3 separate regions of the Mus musculus genome follow, and all the other regions are linked to region 3. The links are chromatin loops, found by intact Hi-C in ENCODE. Cell type or tissue: left cerebral cortex. All regions are shown on one strand. Each heading gives the region's core, and the rest is flanking DNA. Links, peaks and the distances in the headings are about the cores only. Region 1 has its middle 8.6 kb from the start of Srsf6. Region 2 has its middle 16 kb from the start of Gtsf1l. Region 3 has its middle 25 kb from the start of Gm35750.

Region 1 (8,482 bases), core at 226-8,225, 410 kb before region 3:
GCCCCATGTGAAGGAAGTCATTGTGCCAGCCCAGAACAATTGTGTGCTCCCCCCCCCCCAAGACCTCCCTCTTCCAGCCCTCAGGCCTCACTACTAACATCTCCAGGGGCACAGCTGATAAAGTTAGAGACAAAGTGAGAAGCAGTGAACAGTGACTGCTATCCCTGTAACCTTGGTGACTGTTGTCACCCCGTAATGTCACTGCTATCACTGATGCTCTTGCTGCATCTACTCTGCAGTCCCAGATGATACTGAAGCCAGGGGAGCATTGGAGGAGTCGGACCGGGACAGGAGATCTGGTCTCTTTAATGGACCACTAAAGAGCAACCCAGTTAGCTTTATTTGAAAACCATGGGCTTTGAGCATACCCTAAAAGGAGAGACTCTGACTCCTTTTTTTTTTTTTTTTTTTTTTTTTTTAGAGGGCAGGCCTCAGTGTTTATTGACAGCTTTACCGGATGCTGGACCTGGCTCTCAGCTGCCCAACAGGAGAATACAGGTTTTTCAGGGTACAATTGCTAACAAGATGGGGTCCTTGGAGGTTCCCTTCCATGTGTGGCTCAGCATTACTGCCTGGAGTCACAGTATCCCCTCAGAGTGGGGAACCTACTTCTGCTTTCTGTACCTGCTCACTCTTGTGGGTACCGTCACAGTAAGGGGGCCGCCGAGTGGCCTTGCAGGTACATAGGGCCACTGTGCGTGTCTCTTGGACCTTGAACTTGAGTGGAGAAAGGCCAGTACGCTGGAAGAAGTGGGAGCCATCACAGAAGGGCTGATTCTTGCTTCGGCCACATACACACCACCTGTAGTTTTTCCCAGCAACCAGCTCCAATCTGATGTGTGTCTTCTGTGCCACCACTGGCTTGGTTGGCTCTTTGGGGAACCATCGGGCCAGCCAAGAAGAGATTTCCCGCCTCTGATACGGCTTCGACAAGGCAGGCAGGCAGATATGATTTGGAAACAGAAAAATAAAATCAGTGGGGAAGGAGAGACGCCGGAAGCCCATCAGGAAAGGGAAAGACCACAAGCCAAAGGAGCGTGGGACCTTTTTTTTTTTTTTTTTTTTTTTTTTTAATGGTTGGGAAAAGGTTCAAAGAAGAGGCGCTGCGGATCTTGGCATCTACTCGGGAGCTCCCTCCGGAAAGACTCGAGACTCTGACTCCTAACACTCTGCAGAGATGCTTGTCTCTGGGGTTGATTGCCAGCCAGCACCAGGAGCCAGCCTGGATCTGAGATGGGCGCTACTGAATGTCTGTAATCTCTGCACCTTGGGTGGAAAAACAATTGGCAGACACCTTTCCTGGCCATTAATTCTTTACAGCCAACTCGGAACCCTCCCTCGGGGCAATGGCTGATTGTTTGCAGTTACTGTCAGCCTGGCCCTGAATTCAGAGCAGGGAGCATGACTGTCCCCTTACCCTCTTCATACACTTCTTCTCCTGGTGCCCTCCCCTATCTCTTCCCAGAGCCCCAGAGGGGCCAGAGAGAGCTGCCTGTGCAGATTGGAAGAGATAAGAAATGGCCTTCTGTACAGAGAAACTACGGTTTAAAGGCCACCGAGTTAAAGAATCACAGAAGAAAGCGATTGACTCACTCTTCTCTGCAGAAAGTATTTCTCAGCATGTGTGTTCTTGAACTGTGATCTCTATGAATGCCTGCACCACCTTACACAGTAAGTCTTATTTTAAGCCCAGAGGACAGATCGAGGACACTGGGAGTGGATTTGGACTCCAGAGGGATTTTCTTCCAATGTCCCGCGTTGCTATCTTCCTTCAGTAAACATTCTCTATTATATCCATGCTGTCACCAGAAGAGAATAAAAGGGAAGCGACATTTCCCTCCCTCACCCCACCCAAAGAGAGAAATAAAATCTTCCCTGGTCGGTCCATCCATCCTTGCTAATCCATCTCTCACAAGATCTATTCATCACCTGCTGTTGTGTGATTTCTCACGGAGAGACATGAAAAATGTCTATTCGCCCCAGACAGGGCACCAATGGCCAACCAAAGACACAACTCCATCCAAATCTAGCTTAGTTTATTTACAGAAGCATAGGGGAAGGCTGGCTTGCAACACCATGTGTGATTCAACATCTGCTCCATTACCAAGAAACCTACCCCAAGATGGGCAATAAATAAGTCAGGGAAGTTCCATCCCCAGAGTTCCCTGCCCAACCTACAGGCAGCTCTACCGGAGAGTGTTCTGTGCCCAGTAATTGTTTACTACTTTTATAACCTTGGGCAAGGGCTTCCAAATGAGTGCTAGGAAGACAGGATGCTGCAGTCAACATCAGACACAGCATGACGCTGCCTCTCCCGGTTAGCTTTACCTGTCAACTTGACACAGCCTAGAGTCATCTGAGAATAGAGTCACAGTTGAGGAACTGCCCGGGGGATATATATCTGTGAGGGTTTGTCTTGATGGTTAATGGATTCAGCAGGGCCCAGCCCACTGTGGGAAGCACCATTCCCTGAGTAGGTAGCCCTGGATTGTCTAAGAAACTAGCCAGGCATGAGCCTGCACGCCAGCTAGCAAGCAACATCCTCCACCGTGCCGTACTTTTGACTGTGAAGTGGGTTCCTTGATCAGAATAATGTTGTGGGAACCAGAGATATGGCTCAGTGTGGAGGAAGACTTTTAACCAGGCCTAATGACCTGATTTCGATCCCTGGAACCCATATGGTGGAAGGGAAGAACTGATTTCTGAGAGTTGTCCTCTGACCTCCAAACACACAGAGAACAGACACACATACACACACAAAACTCACACACATAAAGAAATAATGTCATATGGGAAGGCAAGCAAGCCTCCTTTGAGTTCTTGTCTTGATTTCCCTCAATGATAGACTGTGACCCACGAGGTGAAATTAACCCTTTCCTCCTCTAAGTCACTTTTGTTAGAGTTAGAGTGTTCTCATTTCTCTCATGCCTTCCTGGTCTTCCCTGGATGTGTGACCAACAAAGATGTTCTTCTTCAGCCTCTCTGCCAATCCGTCATCCCTGAACCTGAACAGCACTCCTGAGTCTACTACGCATGCATGCCTGCCTCTAACCCTGCCACCCGATCAGCTCAAACTCTAAAGAGAACCTTCTGGGCTACAGTCAGCTACTCAGGGGGCATCTTAATCCCTGTTTGGGTCATCGAGCAACTGTTGGACCAAGTGAAGCATTTGGCACCAGCTGCCACCTACACTGGTTAGTGGCTCAGAGTAGTGAACAATATAACTACAGAAGATGCAGTCACACCCACATAGTGTAGGGGAGTTGAGGTCTGAGGGTCACATCAGAGATGCCACACTTCAGTGATAGCAGCCAAGGTAGCAAAAAGGACTTAAAATCTTATCATAGGAGAAACCGTTGGGGGACAGCGAGAAAGAAAGGACGTTTAAAAGAGGGCCAGAGTGCTGACCGCAAACATCTGGAAGACCCATTTGTGGGAAACATGTGGTATTTTAGATACACAGCTTTGTGCACAGTAGGACCCACAGAGGTCACAACTGGAGGCAGGGCTTTATTCGCATAAAGAATAATTTACGATGAAAGATAGAAAAATGAGCTTTCAAGTAATGGTATGAAATCCTCGGCTACTATGAGATCCTGACAACTAGATTTCCATTTCAGAACTTCAGAACTCTGTGACTCAGAAACCCCATTTCTGTAATTTCTCTACCACTGCAAGTCACACATACAGCCACTTGGTGGCGACAAATGCACATGTTCAGAGCCAGTCTTCCTGTCTGGAAATAGAAAAACAAAACAAACGATTGATTCAGATAAATTGACATTAGTGAAGTGATCAGACACTATAAACAAAGTCCCCCCAGTAAGAGTTGGTCCCCAGAACAACCCAAAGAGCTCCAGCACAGGTAATTTGTGTTCGTTCATTTTTTTGGTTTTGTTTGGTTTTGTTTTTAACAACTTTACTCTGTATCCAAGCTGCCTGAAACTCACTGTGTAGTCCAGGCTGGTCTCACACTCCTGGGATAATCCTGACTCGGCCTCCTAAGAGTTGAGATCACAGGCACTAGCTACCACATCCAGACTGCAAATTTTCTTTGAGATTACATATTTTAAGTTTTCCATTAAAACGCACACACCTACACACAAGATGCAAAATGCTCAGATCACAAGACACCACAAGACAGATGTTCATGAGTAGAACTGACTTGTGTAATCAGTTCATCCAGCCAGGACCAGGACCCCAGAAACCCTGCAGGCCTCCTCTAGCCCCTCCCACACCAAGGCAACTTCCCCACCTCCAGCGCCCTGATCAGTCTGGCAGGTGACTTGTTTGTGCCATAGTGCGACTATTCAGCAGTTCAATCCTCCACTGTATGGTGGGCGGAGGGTGGCATCTGCCTGGTTTCTAGCTTGAGGGAGGCTTACCCATAATGCTGTTCCGTATTTCCATTGCTTTGCCTTGCAAGCCTGTGAACTTATTTCTGTCTGCCAGGTGTGGAATGGCTCCTCTTGGCGTGGTCACTTCCAGCTTGCAGTAGCAGAAGGCACTAGATGCACTTTCCCAAAGTAACTGTAAAAATATACACTCCCAAATATGTCTGAGTGTTCCACGACTTCCTCGCCAAACCTGAATTTTCTGTTCAGGTGTGTTTTGGTGGAAGGGAAAGGGGAGGAGAGAGGCTGCTCCTGCAAACCCTTATCCCTCCTTCCAGGGTGGTGCTTGCAATGAGTCTGGGCAGCAGCAACAGCGAGCCACAGAGAGAAGCTGGAAAATCTCCTCCCACTCCTATATCCCCAGAAAACCATGGACATGCAAGACTTTTCTGCAGATCTCCATGTCCTGGGTTCTGAACAAGCGCAGAATGGAGTCCCACCCCACTCGCTGAGACCTCACAGGGTGCCTCCACAAGAAGAAAACAGAGAAGAGAATACACAGCCTGGGGCAGGAAGGGGATGAGGGAGGGGACGGGGAGGGGGGGAGGTACAGAGTGCAGGGAGGATGCATGGGTGGAAGAGGTTCCTCTGGTAACTTGGAGCAGAAAGTAGAAGGCCGGGGTGCAGGTCTTAAGAAAGTATGTTTCAGAAACAGAGAACTGTTCAATGAGAGGGAGCTATAGGTATATGTTTGACACATTCAAAGGAAAAGCTGATAGAATAAGGTAGGAAAGGAAGGCTGTGAGACCGGATGGGGTGTGACTGTATATAAGAGCTGCCCAGCTACTGTTAAAAGGTAGTTGAGGGCCGAGTAGAGTGCTAGTCTAGCATGCTCAAGGCATGAAGGAGTTCCATTCCCTGAAGGCAGATGTAAAACACAGAGAGAGGGGGAAAAAGAGAGACAGAGACAGAGAGACAGAGACAGGCACACATATAGAAAACAGAGACACACACACACACACAGAGACAGAGACAGAGACAGAGAAATACAGGCACACACATAGAAGACAGAGACACACACACACTTAAGAATTCTTTGAAAAAATAATAAAGTGGGACTTGGTGGTACACACACCTTTATTTCCAGCAACTGAGAAACAGAGGCAGATGTATCTCTCTGAGTCTAACGTTAGCCTGTTCTGCACAGCAAGTTCCAGGCCAGCCAGGGCTACATAGTGAGATCCTGGCCCCAATGTGATTAATTTAATTAAATGGTGTCTTTAAGTTGTTCAGATCAGACCGTCTTTGTTGCAACTTGCCAACACAATAACTACTGACACTTTTACAACTTGAGAGAAGCCGTATTAGTCAGGGTTCTCTAAAGTCTCGGAATTTATGGGCTGTCTCTATTTATTAAGGGAATTTATTGTAATGAGTTACAGTCTGCAGTCCAACTAACCCAACAATGGGTAGCTGTGAACAGGAAGTCCAGGAGTCTAGTAGTAGCTCGGTCCCACGGGGCTAGTAGTTTCAGCTGGTCTTCTGTGTAAGCTGGAATCCTCAAGTAGTGGGTTCCAACGGATGTGCCGGCAAGTAAGTGTGAGCAGGTGAAGTAGAGTGAGTCTTCCATGGGCTGGAGAGAAGAGTGAGTCTTCTTCTTTCAATGTCCTTATATAGGCCTTCAGCCGTCACATTAAGGGTGTGTATCACCATGTCTGGATTTGGAACTTGGCTGGCCTTGATCTCAGAGATCAGCTTGCCTCAGTCCTAGGATTAGAGGTATGTACTACCTTGCCTGGACCTAAGCCTTTCTTGGCCACTCTGCCTCAAAATCTAGATCAAACGCGTTTGTTATCCCAAGACAAGATCGCAGTCAGAAGCCTGTGCCTTCCAGCCTCAAGATCTGAATCACAGGTGTGCCCTGCATTTCTGGATTGTAGTTCATTCCAGATGTAGTCAGGTTGACAACCAGGAGTATCCATCACAGAAGCTATGACCCTGTATAAGTGAATGGATGTAGCTGCATGCCAATAAAGCTTTATTTATAAAATAAATAGAGGGCCAGTTGAGCTAAGGCCCTAGTTTGCAGGGACATGTGCACAATTGAATCCTCCATGCTAAAAATAGATCACACAACCCCCATTTGGGAAATGTATGTCCTGTGTTCTTTTGAATCAAGAGTATTCCAGAGCTGGAACAAGCTTCCGTGGACTGTTGTCACGCAGACTTTCAGGGGTGGGGTTGCTGAGTGAAAGGTTTATGAACTTAGTTTTTTAAAATCCTTCCCGTCTCTACTTTCTCTGACACCCATTCTGGATTGTCCTGCTGTTTTTCTACCTTCTTTTTAAATTTTTTATTTATTATGTATTCAGCACATATACATATGCCCGAAGGCCAGAAAAGGGCACCAGATCTCATTACCGATGTTTATAAGCCACCATGTGGTTGCGGGGATCTGAACTCAGGACCTCTGAAAGAGCAGACAGTTCTCTTAACCTCTGAGCCATCTCTCCAGCTCCCAGTTTTTCTACCTTCTCAACCACAACTCCCTAAGGTTTGTTGTTTGTTTGTTTTTCCTGAATTTGACTCAAATCTCAGAGTTTCCGTGGTAAGCAGAATGTTCCCTCCCTTAAAGATCCCCACATCCTAAATCCTAGAACGTGGAATGTCACCCTCCATAGCAAAAGGGATTTTGCAGAGAAAAGGCCTTTTAGCTTGAAGTAGGGAGCTTGTCTTGATATATGCAGATGAGCCCACTGGGGTCCACATAGAGGCAGGAAGAGCACTGGCTCAGAGAGGGACATGTGGCCATGGAAGCTGGGATCGAAGTCCGAGTGATCTGAGTGATCCGGGTCACAGAGCCCACCAAGTTAATGGCTTTGAAAAAGGCAGAATCAACAAGCCTGAGAACACAAACAACCTCTACACACTGGAGAAGGAGAAAGGAATAGATTCTCGCCCTGGGGCCTCCAGAAGGTCTTACTGTCTCCTTTGTTTTTGCCCAGAAAACCATGGAGACTTCTGACCTTCATACCTGAAGATGACACATTTGTGATGCTTTAAGCCACTGACTTGCTGGTACTTTGTTACAGTGCCTTAAGTATACATAGGGGGCTGGAGAGATGGCTCAGTGGTTAAGAGCACTGACTGCTCTTCCAGAGGTCCTGAGTTCAATTCCCAGCAACCACATGGTGACTCACAACCATCTGTAACAGGGTCCGATGCCCTCTTCTGGTGTGTCTGAAGACAGCTACAGTGTTTTCATATACATAAAATAAAATTAATTAAATAAATCTTTTGTTTTTTGTTTTTTGTTTTTTCAAGACAGGGTTCCTCTGTATAGCCCTTGCTGTCCTGGAACTCACTTTGTAGACCAGGCTGGCCTCAAACTCAGAAAACTGCCTGCCTCTGCCTCCCGAGTGCTGGGATCAAAAGCGTACGCCACCACGCCTGGCAAAATAAATAAATCTTAAAGAAAAATAAGTATACATATTTAAGGGCGAAAGATTTATGCAGTCTGAAGAGACCTGTAATGGTGGTGCACGCCTTTAATCCCAGGACTCAGGAGGCAGAGGCAGGTGGATCTCTGAGTTTGAGGCCAGCCTGCTCTACAGAGTGAGTTCCAGGACAGTCAGGTTTACATGGAGAAACCCTGTCTTAGGAAGGAAACAAAACCTGTACATAGGAGTTGATGCTGAGGGTAGATCTTGGTGGAAGAGCACTTTCCTGGTATTGTGTCTTTGTTAGGGTTTCCATTGCTGTGAAGAGATACCATGACCAAGACAACGCTTATAAAGGACAACATTTAATTGAGGCTGGCTTACAGGTTCAAAGTGTCAATCTATTATCATCATGGCAGAAAGCACAGCAACATCCAGGCAGGCATGGTGGTGAAGGAGCTGAGAGTTCTACATCTTCATCCAAAGGATGCTAGGAACAGACTGTCCTTAGGCAAGTAAGGTCTGAAAGCCCACCCCCACAGTGACACACCTCCTCCAACAAGGCCACACCTCCTAGTGTGCTACTTCCTGGGCCAAATATATTTAAACCACCACGAATGGGTTCAGTTCCCAGCATCAGACAAATTGTATAGAAAAATTAATCTAATCCTCAGGACGCAACGCTCAGGTCTGGTCTGCAGCGCATCC
Region 2 (8,482 bases), core at 280-8,279, 230 kb before region 3:
TTTTAATTTTTAAAGTTGTTTTAAATGATTTATTTATTCAGCTTGTGGGTGCACAATGTGCCATGTAGCACATGTATGTGCGTGCATGCGCGTGGTGTGTGTGTGTGTGTGTGTGTGTGTGTGTGTGTGTGTGTGTGTATGTGTGAAGCCGCTGTGCTTCACCCACCAAGTGAGGCCTGGAGATCAAAGTCAGGATGACAGAGCTTGGTGCCGGGTACCTTTGTAGGATGAGCTGTCAAACGTCACAAGAGGCTTGTTTTTAAATGTCAATCCCGATTTTTGTCTTCAGTTATGTTCTCCGCTTCTCTGTCTTCCTCCTCTGCCATAGCACATGGAATTGGTTTTCCCAGGTACTGCCGGAACTCAGGTTGCTTTGTTGTTGTTGTTTCTGTGGTGTTGGGGCTTGAGCTGAGCACACTGTGCTTTCATGGCAAGAGGTCACCACTGAACTACCCTGCTAGCCCCTCTTGGCTCTCTTTTACAGTAGATTATTCTCACAAATACATTTAGTTGTGGCACAGAAATAGAACTGGTAGTACTCAAAAGTCTGAAGTTTGGGAACACCGATAATGAAGGAGTTATGGCAGCATCAAAGACTAAACCAGGAGCTTCGCGCTGACACGGGTACCCAGCGACCAGGAGGTCACTAGCTGGTAGGGGACCCTCGCGACTGACCTCAATTTGGGAAGCCCGCTGCTGCTACGCATCCATACACCACCAGAGGGCAGCACTTCCCCGGTCTCTACTATGGGCCGGAGATCAGCTCAATAGGGAGGAATTTATTCCTTGGGACTGAAGTCTGGGACACACTTCCCTCCAAAGTTATCTGGGCATTTGACAACTGGAGAGAGAGGGGGAAGAGGGGAGGGGGGGGGAAAGGGGGAGAGAGGGAGAGAGGGAGAAGAGATTTAAACCTACTCCATTAGTGTCTTAGAGGCTGTGGGTGGGCCGAGGTGGCAGCTTGGGGATTTGGACAGCAGACGCTTGACAATTTGGAGAGCAGTGCTCCTGGGAGAAGGGGAGGTGAGCCTAACCAGCGCCCCCCCCCCCGGGGGGGCCTGAGTTCATGGTCTCTGTGTGTGTGCATGACCAACATTAAGTGGGGTGGACAGCTGGCAGTTGGTTTTGGATAAGTACCAGATGTCTTTGTTTTAAAGCCTTTTCCTTATCTATGCATCTCATCTCTGTGTGTGTGAAACACATGGGTGTGTGTGTATGTGACTGTGTGGGTGTGGGCAGGAGAGTGAGGAGGCCAGAGGCAGAGGGCAGACGTTTTTCTCTATCCTTCTTCTCCATATCTTTGAACCCAGGTTCACCAATTTGACTAGGCTGGATGCCCAGTGAACTGCAGGGATCCTCCTGGCTGTGCCTGCGACGTGAGGCACATTCACCACCATGACTGACTCTTGCCATGGGTGGTCATGTTTGCCTGACAAGCACTTCACTGACTGAGCCCGCTAACCCCTTCTCAAGCCCAGGCTGTTGTGTGTTTAGGAGACACATCGCGACAGAGAAGGTACATTTAATATGAAGTTGCAGTTTACAGCAGCTGGCGATACTTCCTACAGGGAGCTAGGTGACTGGGAGGTTTTCACTTTAGGCAGTTGTGCTTGGCCCGAGAGCTGGTGTGTGTGTGTGTGTGTGTGTGTGTGAGAGAGAGAGAGACAGAGACAGAGACAGAGACAGAGACAGAGACAGAGACAGAGACAGAGACAGACAGAGAGAGACACAGAGAGAGACAGACAGAGAGAGACACAGAGAGAGACAGAGAAAGAGAGAGAGAGAGGAATTCACTAGGCACTCAGATTATTTCCAGCATGAATTTCTCTCCCGAGCAAAGGCCCTGAGGTAGGTGTGCGCTTCCTCTGTGCAGGAAAGGGCAAGCCGGGAGCATAGCTGGTTGGCTGGGAGAAAACGGTCAGTGGCCGGAGCTGGGTACAGGTGGGGGCTGGGCACTTCAGAGTATGGAACCGGGGCAAAACGTCTGTGTTATAAAGAGGATCTGCTGTCATGCTATGCTTGAGGCATCGTGGCGCCCAGCTCACAGAATAGAGTGAACCAGATGTGGCAGAACTGGGGGAGGGGCATCTGTGTCGGGGCACAGCTGCTTAAAGACCGAAACTGGCGATACACTGGGCAGATGCAGGACCAGCTGGGCAGATGCAGGACCAGCTGAGGAACATCCTTTTTTTTTTTTTTTTTAAAAAAAACAGGGTGAAAGTTACCGTTTAGTGTCTCTGTCTCTCACTGGAAACAGAGTGCCACTGGAGAACACATTGTTTTCTTTAACTAGGCCATGATGACTAATTATTAAACTCACATCAAAAGGTTACCCTGTGCAGACAGGCAATTAGGTGGAGAGGAGAGCTGGAACCTCGATTCATTCCGAAACCCCGGTAGATAGAACTCGTGTGTGTGGTTTCTGAGCACAATGACTGTGAACATTCTCTTCAACTCAGCTGTCACCACAGGTGTGACACAAAACAGAAAGCTTTGCATCCGTTCCCTGGAGCATCTGGGGCAGTTCGTGGCCCGGCTTGAGATCTCTGCCAGACTGTTTAGGGAGGTATCACTGCCAGGCGAATGATAGGGGCTTGGAACTGGGGAGCTGTTGCTAGGTGTGGCTTTGTCCCATAGCAACCACATCCCATCTGGCCCAGGCCTCTCTAGTTTCCTTGTTCAGTGACATTCATGAGGGCTGGGACATCTGGGTGGCACCTTCAGCTTTCTGGGCTTCAGTTGTTTGTTTTTTGTTTTTGGTCACTTTAGACTTCTCTCGGGGACAGACTCTTTCTACGGGCCATCCCTTCCTTGGACATCTGCTGACTTTAGTTCCTATAGTTCAGACCTCATTGAGAATAAACCTCCTTGTTTCCTTCCCTAAAAGAGTGGCCCAGTGGTTTGATCTGGTGATGTGTGAACCCACCGTGATCCCATATAGGAATGTACGCACACACCAGATTTAACCCTGGATTGTAGCTGGTCTGATGCCTTAGAGGGCCCTGAGGCCCTCAGCTTTGTTTCCTCTCTACGGGACTGGCAAAGGGACAGTCATTGAGTTAGTATCAGGGCCAAAGATGAAATGGAGCTTTCTAAGGGTCAAGTGTATTGCTAGACACTTGGCCAACATGGCCACATTTCCTCCTCCTCTGCCTGTATGAAGTTGTCAGTCACTCCCACCTGAGGAACAGAGAGGCTCAGGCAGTTTCCCAAGGCCACACAGTAAGCAGGGCAGAGATGGCACTGCTGCTCAAGCTGGCCTACTCCTGGCCCGTCGCCAGACTTGCACACTAACCCCCTCTTTTCGTTTAAGGCTCAGTAAGGCCGTCAACAGGCACCAAGTGGTGGGGGCCTCTTTCTGAAAAAAAAAATAAAGTTATGTATTTGTTTATGTGCACATACAAACACACGTGTGTCATGGCATGTTTGGGGAGGCCAGAGGACAGTTTTTGGGAACCCATGCCTGTCTGCTACCAGGTAGGTCCCAGGGACTGGACTTAGGTCATCAAGCTTGGCAGCAGTTGCCTTCCCCCGCTGAGCTATGTCGCTGGCCTGTCAAAGGCTTTTTCAGGAGACAGAATGGAGACTTGGCACCCTCCCTTGGCCCCTTGGCCTTGTTTGGACGGCAAAAGACCTCACTGCTCACATGACAGCATTAGCTTTTCACACACCTCCTGTACCTCCTGCTGCGACCAGGCTCAACGGTGGGATACTTCCGGTGCGGGATACTTCTGGTGCTCACACGGACTCTAGAGTGTCCCGGCGCAGGGTGTTGGCCATGGGCCGCATGTTGCTTCAGTAACCTTGGAAGCACCTGATGTTGCCTTGAGTGCTGGCCTTAGACCTAAGCCAGACTGAAGCCAGGCACACTGGTTCTTTGAGCTAACTGGAGGATGCTTCCTGCCTGCCCTCTGACTCTGGGAAGCTGACTAGTAGCTGGACTAGTCCGGAGACTAGTTTCCTCCACACAGCAGGTGGGTCAGTTACCACATCAGAAGTTGCATTGTCCAGCTGCTGAGTATTCCCAGGCAGAGAACAGTGCTGGGATGGAACAGGAGCCACCGTTGTTGCACGGAAGGCTATTCCTGCAGCATTTCAAAGAAAGCAGAAGGCTCCGTGTAAGTAAAAGACTCTTGCTGTCTAGTAGACCCCCCCTCCAAGAGTGCAAAGATTCCCAGACATGCAAATATAAGTTCGCAGATTATTTTTCAAACCTGACTACTTCCCATCTTTTTCACACCACAGGAGAGAGTTCAGTACTAGCTCAGGATGGAAGCCCCGAGGGCCTTTTACTGTGCGTGCTCATGGGTGTGTGCATGCATGACAGAGGTTGGCCTTGGGATAAAACTGCCAAGCCAATTTCCTAGCAGAAGTAACAGCCTACATCCCAGCAACACATAGGTGAGCATCCAAGAAGCCCAGTGCCCTTGTCAGTACTGGCCATTGCATTCGAGAGCGTCGTGGCAGAGGCTGTGGTCACAGCTGCCCGTGGAGTTGAGGTAGGATGCACTCTAGCCTTACACGTTCAAGGGCAGCTTGGTCATTATGGTAAGATCTTGTCTCAGAAAATCATTCTAATAGACATGGGAGTATTCACCATGGCTTTTATTTGAGTTTCTTTGAGAAATTTTCTTTCTTTGTTTGGTTTGGTTTGGTTTGGTTTCAAGACGGGGTTTCTCTGTATAGCCCTGGCTGTTCCGGAACTTGCTCTGTAGACCAGGCTAGCCTGGAACTCAGAGATCTGCCTGCCTCTGACTCCTAAGTATTGCGATTAAAGACATGCACTATCACTGCAAGCCTTTATTATTATTAAAAATTGTTTTTATTTTGTATATGTGTATGTGGACACATGTAATGCTATGTGTGCAGAGGTCTGAGGACCACTTTATTTATTTATTTATTTATTTATTTATTCATTCATTCATTCATTTACATCTCAAATGCTGCCCCTCTCTGTCGCCCTCATCACAGAGTCCCTCCTCCCACCCCCTTCTCCTCTGAGACGGTGGGGCCTCCCTGGTAATGCCCCACCCTGGTTCATCAAGTCTCTGCAGGATCAGGCGTATCCTCTCCCACTGCAGCCAGACAAGGCAGCCATGTTAGGGAGCAGACTCCACAGTCAGGCTACACCTTTAAAGACAGCCCCTGTTCCAGGTGTTGAGGGACCTACATGGGGACTGAGCTGCACATCCGCTACCTCTGTGCTGGGGCCCTCGGTTCCGCCCATGTATGCTCTTCGGTTGATGGCTCAGTCTCTGAGAGCTCTGTTCATCTTCCTGTGCAGTTCCTATCCCCGTCGATCCTTCCCCCAGATCTTCCCTAAGCGTTCAAGGCCCACTTTTGAGATTCATTTCGCTCCTTCCACCATGTGGACTCCAGGGATCAAACTGAGGTCATTAGCCTTAGCAGGAAGTACTTGCATCTGCTGAGCAATCTTACCAGCCCAGAGAAACACAGGAGCTTTAATTTTAGATTTTTGAGACAGGTTTGCCTACGTAGCCCAGGCTAGCCTCATTTCATTCCTTTTTTTTTTTTCCTTTTGCTGTGATAAACTACTCTGATATTTGAGGGTGAAACGGTTTCTTCTGGCTCACATTTCAAGGGCATGGGACAAACAAGCCCATCATGACAGTCACATCTACACCAGGAGGCAGTGAACGATACCTATGTGTTGCTCAACTTCCCATGCCTGTTTACAGAGTCCAAGGCTGCAGCCAAGGAAAGGTGCCACCCACAGTGGGCTGGGCTTCCCACTGAAGTGAGCACAACCCACATGGCTCTGCATAGGCATCCCGAGACCCTTCTCCTGGGTGATCCTTGTCAACCATCATAGGGGTGTACCCAGCCCCCACTCCAATAGCATCTTTAGCTCTCACCTGTGTCCAAGCCTCCTCCCATTGCCAGTCTGTCTTTTTCTCTCAGAAGCCATGACTTCTCTAGCCACGACTCCATTTCCAGTAGGGCCCATTCCAACACCTTACATTTATAGGTAACACTCTTGTCTGCTTGTTTTCTTTTGCCGAAATAAGGTCTCACGTAGCCCAGGCTGGGCTCCAGCTTACCATGTAACAGGCCGATTTAGAACTTTGATCTTGCGGCATACACGCCTGAGTGTCGGGATTACAGACGTTTGCCGCTGCGTTGGGGTTCGAACCCAAGGCCTTGTTCATGCCAAGGAAGCACTTGTGGTTCGTCTGTAATGTCTTGGTCTCAGCAGATCCATTATCAGCCAAACCAGCCAGCCAGCCACTACCCAGATGTCATTTGAACTCATTTCTTAGTGAATCTGAGACAGGTGTGATGACAGTTGAGGGCTTTGTTCTGTGCTGTGGACATTTCCCCTTCAGTTAAGGGTTCCAGTGGATGAAGGCCAGAATGCGGAGAAGCTGGGATCACGTCTGCTGCTTTTCCAGTTGCTATGATAAAGTACTCTGGCAACAGCAATCTAAAGGAGAAAAAGGGTTTTTGTTTGTTTGTTTGTTTCTCCTTTTGGCTCACAGTTCAAGGGTATACAGTTTATCATAGTAGGAAGTCAAGGTGTCTACAGGAAGCAGCCAACACTCGTGGGCGATGCTTGGCTAGCTTTCTCTTTGAGCCCAGGAGATGGCACACACCCTCCTTAGGGTGGGTCTTCCTGCTCCAGTTAACCTAATCATAATTCTTTCAGTTGTGTCGGAAACTTGCTAAGTGATTCCGGTTCCTGAGCAGTGGATAGCCACACCAATCACCACAGGCTCTTGGAGGGGATGGGATTTGGTAAATGTGTCACATTGGATTCCATTTTCCTTTAGAGTGTGGGTAGTTTAGTACCCTTTGTCCCCAGGCTACTCAGGCGAGTTCTCAACCAGAAAAGCCCTGCTTTACACCCCACAGCCAATCCATATAGGTGCTAGATTTTGCCTATGGGGTGGCTGATGGCTGAGCCAGGCTGGTGTGATGGAGGCAGTACAACGTATTGTGTGGGAGGGAGAAGGAGGAGCCAGATGAGCAGCCTAGTCATAGATGGAAATGCTGGCAGTGGACGAGTCCCCTGTGGCTGGTTACTCCCAACCCCATCAGGGTAGCTATTTTTACCACCCAGGTTGGCCTCAACATCTCTAGGTAGCAGAGGATGACCCTGAACTGCTGATCCTCCTGCCTGTACCCCATGCTGGGATGATAGACACGTGTCTCCACTCTGTTGTATTAAGTTCTGGTTCTGGAAATCCAACCCAGGGTCTAGCGCATGCTAGGCAAGCAAGCGCTCTACCAAGTGAGCTCTATCAGTAAGGCCATCTCATCTCCAGCTGCCATGGTGGGGTGTGTGTGTGCCAGCATCCAGACAAAGTCCATGGTTGAAGATCTGGAAGGGTCTGGCCAGTGGGTTAAAAGACTGTTTCCATAAAAAGTTCCTGTTGCCAGGGACCATCTGTGGATGTTTTGAGAGAACCGGGAAAGGCATAGGATTGACTAATACGATGCACATTTACTGCATCCGTGCTGCCGTCAGGGCTTGAGAGATGCGCTCTTTTGTCTAATTAGCCATTGTGGCTATGTCTCCATGGTGACTTTTATGTCAGTGCTCAAAAGACACGTGTGCATCCATTAGAGGGACAGAGTTGCCAAACACAAGTAGTGGGCCCAGGATGAAGTGGCTTTTTACAGCACAGGCATCGAGCTGCTTCGGAAAGTACCAGAAGCAGCAAAAGGATGGCTGTTCTGAGCCATGGTCGGGGCTGTGAGACCTGGGAGGGGGTGCTCTCTCTCATCCATGTTGGGAACTCCCCAGGGAAAGATCATTTATTATCTTCTGAACAGATGCCAAACATATTTTTAGAGAAGGCGCCAGAAAGGTGTTAAAAACTGGGTCAGAAGAAAAGCCAGACGGCAGACCTCAACTGTAGGTATCTGAGAGTTTGGAAAGCAGGGTGTAATGGTACACCCCCATAAACACAGCACTTGGAAGATGGTCAGAGTTCAAGGCCAGCCTTGGCTGTATGCAAATTCCCGGCTACCCTAACCTACAACAAGCACCTTTAAAAAAAAAAATCACAGAGCTGGGCGTGGTGGCTTTAATCCCAGCACTCGGGAGGCAGAGGCTGGCGGATTTCTGAGTTCGAGACCAGCCTGGTCTACAAAGTGAGTTAGTTCCAGGACAGCCAGGACTAGACAGAGAAACCCTGTCTCGAAAAACAAACAAACAAAAAAAACCCCGCAAAAAACCAAAAAACAAAAAACAAAAACAAAAACAAAAAAAAATCACAGAAGTTGGTTCATAGATTGAACAAGCTGATTCTCACAAGAGAACAGGTAGAGGGCTGATAAAGTTTAGCCTTTGATTTTTTTTTTTTTCTTCAATGTTGGGGACTGAACTTAGAACACTGTGCTTAGAAAGGAGTTCTACCGCCGAATTCCTGTACCCATGAACATTGTAACCCGTGCCCAAGATTTTTGTTTTTCATTAAAGAGCAAGGGGTGTCCAGTTTATCTAGAGGGTTCTCTG
Region 3 (8,482 bases), core at 410-8,409:
GCCACAGTAGGGCCACATCCAGAATGTCTACACTACAATTTCTACACATACAAATCTCAGCCTGTGAACACCAACCCAAGCCTCACCCTCTGGCTGCCTCCACCTCAGGGAGTGGTGACCATCGCAGCCCACTCCGTTCTACAGTGATCATGGCCACACCCCATGGAGCTCCTGTTTGCCCTTGTGCACTGCATCTCAAAGCTGTGGCGTGAGACTCCCAGAGCTATGCACCTTCCACTGCTAGGGACACTGTGGCTTGGACCTTAGAGCCATAGCCTGTCATTAAGAACACGCTGACCTGCTGCAAGTAGCCCACCCCCACTGCTCCAAGAGCCTCTTCTCCTTTCCCAGAGCCATCCTCTTGCTTGAGGTCCTCTGTTTACCCTTTCCCACCATGCAAAAGCAAAGTCACACTCTTAAACACGTATACATACATGGTATATGTGTACCTACTGCATACATAAACATGCCACCCACAAACAGCCCCTATATACGCATACACAAGACACAGAAGTATGTCTTGCACACATTTGCCCATCACATGCATGCAGCATATACTACCCAGCCTGCATCCTAGCTCACGTGTTAATTCCTGCACTCACTAACATACAAACGATCTGCTCCTGAAAGTTGGAAAGAACTTCCATGCAAAAAGACCAGAGAGTGCTCCTAACTGTTTGCTCATCTTACCAGCTCCACGACAGCGATAATTCAGTTCTGCTTCTCAATATGTACACAATTAATTAGCTCAAGCGCCCTAGGTGCTGGAGGTCAGCCCTTCAGAGTGAGAGGCACTGGGTGAACCCATCACCGGTGAAGCCTGAGGGTTTGACCCTCCAGGGGAATTTTGAGAATGTTCCAGAAAACCGTGAAGGGAGGGGGCTGGGCATGGTGGCCTAGGGATACCTTGTGCACTGCCAGCATGTCCTCCACACAGTTGGACACAGACACTCACACACAGTCATAGAGACACACACTCACACATATACGCTTTCTCATATGCTCACACATACACTCCAACACACACATATACTCAAACACACTCTCAAATACTTACAAACTCACACAATATACTCACACACTCACAACACACTCATACATTTATGCACACACACTCGCATGTACACATACACTCTCACACACACCCATGTACACACATGCTCACTCACACATTCACTTTGCTTCCATGGACAATGGTACTGGTGAAGACCTTCCCTTTGGGGAAGGAATCTGGAGAAATGCACAGTAAACAAGGATTCCCAGAGACGCTCTGAAGTCCTGCATCGTCATGATGATCAGAAGACACAAACACCATGAGCAAGAATGGCAGGCCGCCCCGCTGTCAATCTGGAGGTGAGGAGAGGCTACTTAGAAGATTAAACAGATGGCTGGGCAGTGGTGGTGCATGCCTTTATTGCAAAACTTGGAAGGCTGAGGCAGGTGGATTTCTGTGAGCTCAGGGCCAGCTTGAGCTACAGAGTGAGTTCCAGAACAGCTGGGGCTACATAGTAAGACCATGCTGGTCCCCAAAAGATCAATATTAAATATTACACTTCGTTTTCTTTTTTTTATATAAGACTTTATCTTTTAAAAACTTGTGTGTGTGTTGCATGAGTGCAGACTTGCGAGCATAGCAATCTGGGCGATGAGAAGCATAATTCTGATGCCTTCAGAACACACAGGCCCTGCACCCTGAGCCATGTCTCCACCCCTTAGTTCTTTCCCGTGTCCATGATTTTTACTTCTTATAGCAAACTTATTACAACTTAATAATATACAACAGAGAATTTTGTTGGCTTAAGTCTTTTGTTTTAATTTTGATTTCTTTTATAATTATATATATATATATATATATGAATGTTCTACCTGCATGTATGTCTGAGTGCTAAATGCATGATTAGTGCCTTCAGAGGTCAGAAGAAAACTCCCCTGGAACTGGAGTTGCAGATCTTAATAAGCCTCCACGTGGGTCCTGGGAATCAAACCTGCATCCTTTGCAGAAACAACAAGTACTCCAAACTTCTGAGCTATCTCTCCAGCTCCAGTTGTTTTGGCTTTGGCGTTTGTTGTTTGTTTGTTTTGAGGCGGTGTCTCACTATGTGTGATTGCTGGCACAGAACACACTATGTAGAGCAGACCGGAATCAAACTTCACAGGGATCGACCTGTCTCTGCTTCCCCAGTACTGGGACTAAAGTCTGTGCCACCGCACATGGCAGCTCTGTTTTACAATGATTAATTTGTGTTTCTGTACATAGTTATGGTATGTAGAGCCTCGTTGTCTTCCCCCACTCCCCGTTAGCCCTCCTCACCTCCTCTTTTCTTTTCCTCTTCTCTTCCCCCCAGCAGCCCCCCCCCCCACCCTCCTAGTTTCATTTCTATCTTCAGGCCATATATCCATATGTGATATCACATAGCTATATAAAATACAGGAACCACGAATGAGAGGAAAGAACTGCTATTTGTCATCCTGAAGTTGGCTTCAGTCACTTAACATAACTGTCCTGGAACATGGTGGCTCCTTGGTTACAGCTGGGTCACAGGTATTGCCAAAGTTCCCTCCGTTATTAGCAAAGCCAGGTGCTTTCTCCCTGATGGATGCTTTTTTCTAACTTTTGCCTTTTTGATTCCCCCATCTCTGTTGTGGTCAGGCACACATCCCAGTATCTATTTATATTTTCAGTTGTGAGCCCAACCTTTAATGTCTGAGCCATCTCCCCAGTCATCCAGTAGCTTTCTATCTCTAGACAGAAGACTAGACTCCTCGTCTCTGTGTAGGTGGCCTCCAGGATGTGCTGGAATCCCTGACCAGCAGGAGGTGGTTATTTCCCTTTCCATATCCCCTTTGCTGTCCCTGTCCCTGCCTCTCTGTCCAGTTCACTGTCACGGTAGCTTCACACAGCCAGCCCCCTGCACCTCTGACCTCCATGGTAGCCCAGCTCTTTAAATTTCCTGCCATGAAGAAATCAGGTGGTCTGAGTTCAAGCTCACACAAAAAGCCTCACTTTGACCTAACCCCTGTTTAAAGTTCCATTCCTAAGGCACTACATTCAGAGGCCCTGGATACCGGGCTTCACTTTGTGAATTTGGGGACACTCAGTTCCTTCCATTATAGTGCGAAGCTAACAACAGTGTCGGTTGTTTCCAGCCAGTGGCTCACTAAGCAAAGGGCAACAGGCTTGGATCAGGACTGACTCCGTGCGGGATGTGAGTCCCCCAGTCCCTCTCCTGGGAGGGTTCCACAAGCAAAGAATGCCACACCCCTCCCCCAAGCCTCCCACTGATCACCTAGATCCACAGATCCTGACTGGGGTGTGTGACAGGGAAGCCACTAATGTGTCAGGTGTGAACACTTCCCACATCTCCAGCATGACAGTTAACCATAGCCATCTCTCCGACGTGTCTTCCAAACTCCACCCTCACATTTTTCCTGTTTTCTTTCATGCTAGTCCACAAAACGTCTGTATAACTGTGCCTATAAACTCACTGATCACAAATGTAGTTGTTAATTCAAGTGCCTCAGGATTGGGCAGGTAAATTCGAGCAGGGTGGCACACAAGAGGGCTTAATGGAGAGTGTGGCTAAGTGGAGACACTGCTCTGCCAAAAAAGTATTATATTCAATGTACTATGAAACATCTGCTAGCCACACACAAAAAGAAAAACCCCAAGCAGCTGCTAGCATCTCATCTAAGTGACCTCCACTGAAGACTCGGTGAAAGGTGGGTTTTGAAGGCAGGTGCACAGACCTGCTTTTGAATCTTGGTCATTTTATTTTATTTTATTTTATTTTATTTTATTTTATTTTATTTTATGTGTATTGGTGTTTTGTCTGTCTGTATGTCTGTGTGAGGGTGTCAAATCCCCTGGAACTGGAGTTACAGACTGTTGTAAGCTGTCATGTGGGCGCTGGGAATTGAACCTGGGTCCTCCGGAAGTGCAAATCTTAGGTTCTTATCTGCATAACACAGCATTGCCTCAAATCTCAGAACTGAAGTAAGGAACATAAAGAATAAAGCAGGCAGTAATGACAATGATTTTATTTTGAAATCAGCGTCTTCCAGAGCAAGTCTGTTTTCATGTGTGGAGCAGTTGTGCCTCCTGGTGGTAAAAATTAAGAACTGCACCTTAAATAATCACGCTAAATTGCACTCTACGGGTAAAGCAATGCATTCGAATCCAGTTCTGAGATAAAGTGAGTTACACAATTGAGCTTCATGCTTAGGCTCCACGTCCAAGACCTCTCCCTGCAAGTACAGCCATACTGAAGTGGCTCTGGCGATAGTTTAATACCACTTGGTGTGCAGTAAACCCTTGCAAAGCACTCAGTCTCCCGAGACAAATCTACCTAGGCCCTGGCACCTTCACTGGCTCTGAGCCCCTCTGGGCCTGCACTGGGTATCCTAATGGGTACCTAGTTGGTTGGTTGGTTGGTTGATTTGGTTTGGAGAGTTTTAGCTGTTTGTTTGTTTGTCTGTTTGTTCTTTTCACTGATCAGCAGTAGGAAGGGGCTACCCAGGCCTGGAGCCTGTAACCAAAAAAAAAAAAAAAAAAAAAAAAAAAAGGAGTAGATCTTGCAGACTCCAGAAATGTCACAGGAGTAAAATGTACCCTTGGATTGTAGGAGGTGCCACCCAGATTGCTTTTAAGCAGAAAGGTATGGCTTCGGGTTCGTCACCAGGGATAAAATCTGCATCCCTGAAGTCAGACAAAGAAAGGCTGACTTGACCACACATCTCCCTTCCCAGAGGTGGGGGGGGGCTTGAGGTCACGGGGGGGTGAAGGGAGGATGGCAATGCTTTCTTTACCTCTCTTTGCCTCTGGCCACTTGTGCATGCACCTGTGCCTGCTGTGGCTGTGGGCAGAGTTCACTTCCCACAGGAAGAGAAGGCACCTGCACATAGGCCTGCCAGGGAGCTGGTGGCCCCTTCCAGGAAAGCCAGAGGCCAGACCGGGCTGCAGACGGTTAGGCCCCCGGAAAAGCCCACCCACCCTTCCTGCTCCTTACACTCTCCTCACAAGATCCTAGACTCTTGTTTTCTCTTGCACACTGATGTTTGCTATAGCACTATCCACAATTGCTACCTCATGGAAACATGTGAAGCTGGGTGTGGTGGCGCACGCCTTTAATCCCAGCACTCGGGAGGCAGAGGCAGGCGGATTTCTGAGTTCGAGGCCAGCCTGGTCTACAAAGTGAGTTCCAGGACAGCCAGCGTTATACAGAGAAACCCTGTCTCGAAAAACCAAAAAAAAAAAAAAAAAAAAAAAGGAAACATGTGAAGTCATAGAGTGTGAAGGAAAACAGACACAATTGTAGACCACACTAAGTGGATTAATCCAACTTTGGAAAGACAAATAACATGCTTTCTCTCATTTGTAAGTCCTAGATTTTTTTTAACTAAATTTATTCTTTGACAACACTTCTGTGTGTGTGTGTGTGTAAGTGTCTGTTCACGTGAGTGTGTATGTGTGTGTGTGAGTGTGTGTATATGTATGCATGAGTATGTGCAAGTATGAGTGTGTGTGTGTGTGAATGCATGTGTGTGAGTATATATTAATATGTGTGAGTGGGTGTGAATGTGTGTCTATACATATGAGTGTGTGAGTGTGTGTAAATGTGTGTGAATGGGCCAATGCATATGTCATCACCACCCCTGACCAGATGTGTGATTTCCCATCCTGCTCCCGAAACTCACTCACCCCCCCTTCCCAGCCAATCCCTCTCTGCTCTACTACCACCTCCTCCCAGGCAACCATTGCACTGACTCTGTCACCGAAGCCTGGTGTTGCCGTCTGGAGTCCTTCACATCGCTGTCCCTACCATGTACGTTTCTGCTTCTCTCACCTCCTACAGTGGCTTTCAGAGGGGATCCTGTCGTCTCTCGTCGCTCCTCACTATTATGGAACAGATCCCCTAGTGATGGACAGAGCTGTTTGTTTTCTGATTTGCCTGTTGACAGTCACATGTGTTTCTGGCTTTTGGCAGCGATGCCCAGAGCCCCTGTGAACATTCTTGTTCACGTCTTCTTGGACATATGTTTCCATTTATTTTGGGTAAATACGTGGGAGTGAGAATCCTGGATCATAGGGTGGGTATGTGTTTTAACTTCAGCAGAAGCTGCCAAACTGTATTCCCGGGCAGGCAGACAATCTGGCCAACTGATTTCAACAACCCATCTCATCAGCCAGAACGAGCCACCAACTGCCTTCCTTCTCAGAGACTGCACAACTAGTCTCTGGGCTTCTGGAGACTGGAGTGGCTTCAAGAGGCAGGCAGGGGCTGGCCAGAAGCAGAGGATGAGATATGGAGAGATACCCAAGTGGCTTGCCTCTCTGCATCTCGGTTTCCCCTGCAGACCTCGCAGGACCTGAATGCAGAGAGAGTCTGAGATGTCTCAAATGTCTACAAGACAGCTGAAGGGAAGATCAGGACAAGGATGAGGTGAGATTATCAGGAACTGCTGTGGACGCCAAGGAAAAAGACCCTCCCACTCCTGAACGCCGTGCCATGGAGGTGGAGTTGGGCTGCCACAAACTTCCTATAACTTTTCTGATGGCTAACTCCCTGGAGCCAGAAGTGAGTTTTCGTTTGGCCACGCCTCTATCCCAAGGCTCTCCCTGTCTGTATTCCCTGCCCTTCATCTACAGCCAGTGAAGATTCAGTGTCAACCACAGTTTCTTGATCCAAGTTTTAGAAAACTGTCTTTAACGCAAACGGATTGTACAGGCCACTCTCTCTAAAAGACTCGTCAGTTGGGTCCACAAGCATCCAATGGGCAACTAGAGGCAGGAGGAAAACGTGGCTTTGTCACACAGGAGGTGTTGCTTGGCTCCTAGAGTACTTGCCTAACATGCACAACCCGCCCCTATCCCCCACCCGCAGCATTGCAAAAATGAGGTGTGGTGGTACCCGCTTGTAATCACGGCACAGTGAAGGAAAAGCTAGAGGTTCAACATCATTGTTGTCCACAAAAACCTGCCTAATATGCCAGAAGTCCCCACTAAAAGCAGAACAAAGAGATGAATTATAGTTAAAGGTGCTTGCCACAAAACCTGATGACCCGGGTCCAGTCCCCAGGCTCAGGCCCCATAGCATGCATCACACACACACACACACACACACACACACACACACACACACACACACACCACCCTATGTCTAGAAGCCATCTTACCCTGCCCCCCCAGCTGCCTGTTCTCCGGCCATGGCACTGACTCCTTTGTCCAGTGAGACTGAATGTTTAAGCAAGATGAATATGGGCTCTTGTTTTGGCTTTACCTGCCCCTGCATCCGTGGTGCCTGGACCACTCACCCCATCTTTCCAAGCCTTAGTTTTCTCATCTTTAAAACCAAGCAGTGGGGTTCTTGCATGGTTCTCTTGTGCTCATGCATGGCTGGTATTATTAGAAGTGTATTACTACATACACATCTGCACACTGGCCATTGCTGCCGCAAAGAAGGAAGTTGTCACGGGGCAGAATCGGGAGCTGAGGCAGCAACCTGACTGTGTGTAGATCTGTGTGAGCTGAGCTGCGCTGCTTACTCTTCTGCCCCAGGAAAGGGAGAGGAGGGCTGGCAAGGACCAGCTCCTCCAAGCCGTGGAGCAAGCAGGCAGAGAGGAGAGAGGAGGGGTACCCGCATCCACAGACACAGTCAGCAAGCATCCCTCAGCGTGCTTTCAAGGTCTGTCGGCATGTTACCCTCCAGGTGCTGGTTTTTATTATACAGGTTCAAGGTAGGTTTCCATATCCACCTGCCAAGCTTGGTGCCTCCAAAGATCATCACTGAGCTGGTGTCTCTCAACACAGCCAGGTTCCCTGTGGTTCCCTCCGGGAAGCTGAAACTGCTTGCTACAGATCCCAAATGTGCCTTTATACTCCCGGGTCCCTCTCTTCTCTGCTGCAAGGCAGTGGTCAATTATCACAGCTCTTAACAGTGTCCATTATTTCCCACCTTATAAAATACCTCAATTGACTCCAGAGCCACACAGGTCAGGAACCAAGACTGAAAGACATCTTCCAGGCTGTGTTCTATATCTAAGCCACCAGGGCTCGCCCATCTGGCCAGCCTTACCTGATTCAGTCTCCAGTATTCCAGCAAGATCCTTTCGGTCTTCCAGTGTCCCAGAAACCCCAGCCAGTGTGCAGACCAAATGGCCATTGGCCGGGTACCCATTCCCTTCCCCTCTTTATCAAAGGCTTTGCAGGCTAAGCAAATTCTGCCCTCATTCCCATTGGCACTGACCCTCCTGAGGTGCCCTGCAGCCAACCCTCCTCCTGGGAATCATGAGGGTATAGAGTTTCCACGTCCTCTTCTCCATCCAGAATACATATGTGGTTCAAAGCAGCTCTCCTGTGAGGAGCTATTCTCCATGGTGAAGGAAACAAAGAGAACTGAAGGCACCCACGGGTGTACACAGCCAGTCAGCAGCAGTGCCCGGCAGCCAGGACACTTGATAGCATATGGTGCAGCTCGGGTGGTGA

Evidence for each region. Peaks named below come from ENCODE experiments on the same cell type or tissue, not always from the same donor. Only the 100,000 strongest peaks of a DNase experiment are listed, where the experiment ranks them.
Region 1: a loop joins it to region 3, with 6 times the contacts of the local background. A loop is called at or near these places in 27 of 42 quality-filtered maps.
Region 2: it touches region 3 in a loop (9-fold over the local background); 39 of 42 quality-filtered maps call a loop at or near these places.

What each region holds. Positions count from the first base shown.
Region 1 is chr2:162,918,680-162,927,161 of GRCm38, forward strand. It overlaps the pseudogene Cisd3b. Among named protein-coding and RNA genes, the nearest start is that of Srsf6, 8.6 kb to the right of the region's middle. In left cerebral cortex, for the core only: a CTCF peak has its summit at 3,691 (motif pointing right); DNase peaks (open chromatin) are centred at 3,690, 4,353 and 4,665; H3K27ac peaks cover 647 bases.
Region 2 is chr2:163,101,013-163,109,494 of GRCm38, forward strand. No RefSeq gene overlaps it. Among named protein-coding and RNA genes, the nearest start is that of Gtsf1l, 16 kb to the left of the region's middle. In left cerebral cortex, for the core only: a CTCF peak has its summit at 690 (motif pointing right); DNase peaks (open chromatin) are centred at 718 and 3,689.
Region 3 is chr2:163,326,774-163,335,255 of GRCm38, forward strand. No RefSeq gene overlaps it. Among named protein-coding and RNA genes, the nearest start is that of Gm35750, 25 kb to the right of the region's middle. In left cerebral cortex, for the core only: a CTCF peak has its summit at 4,102 (motif pointing left); DNase peaks (open chromatin) are centred at 4,109, 6,087 and 8,220.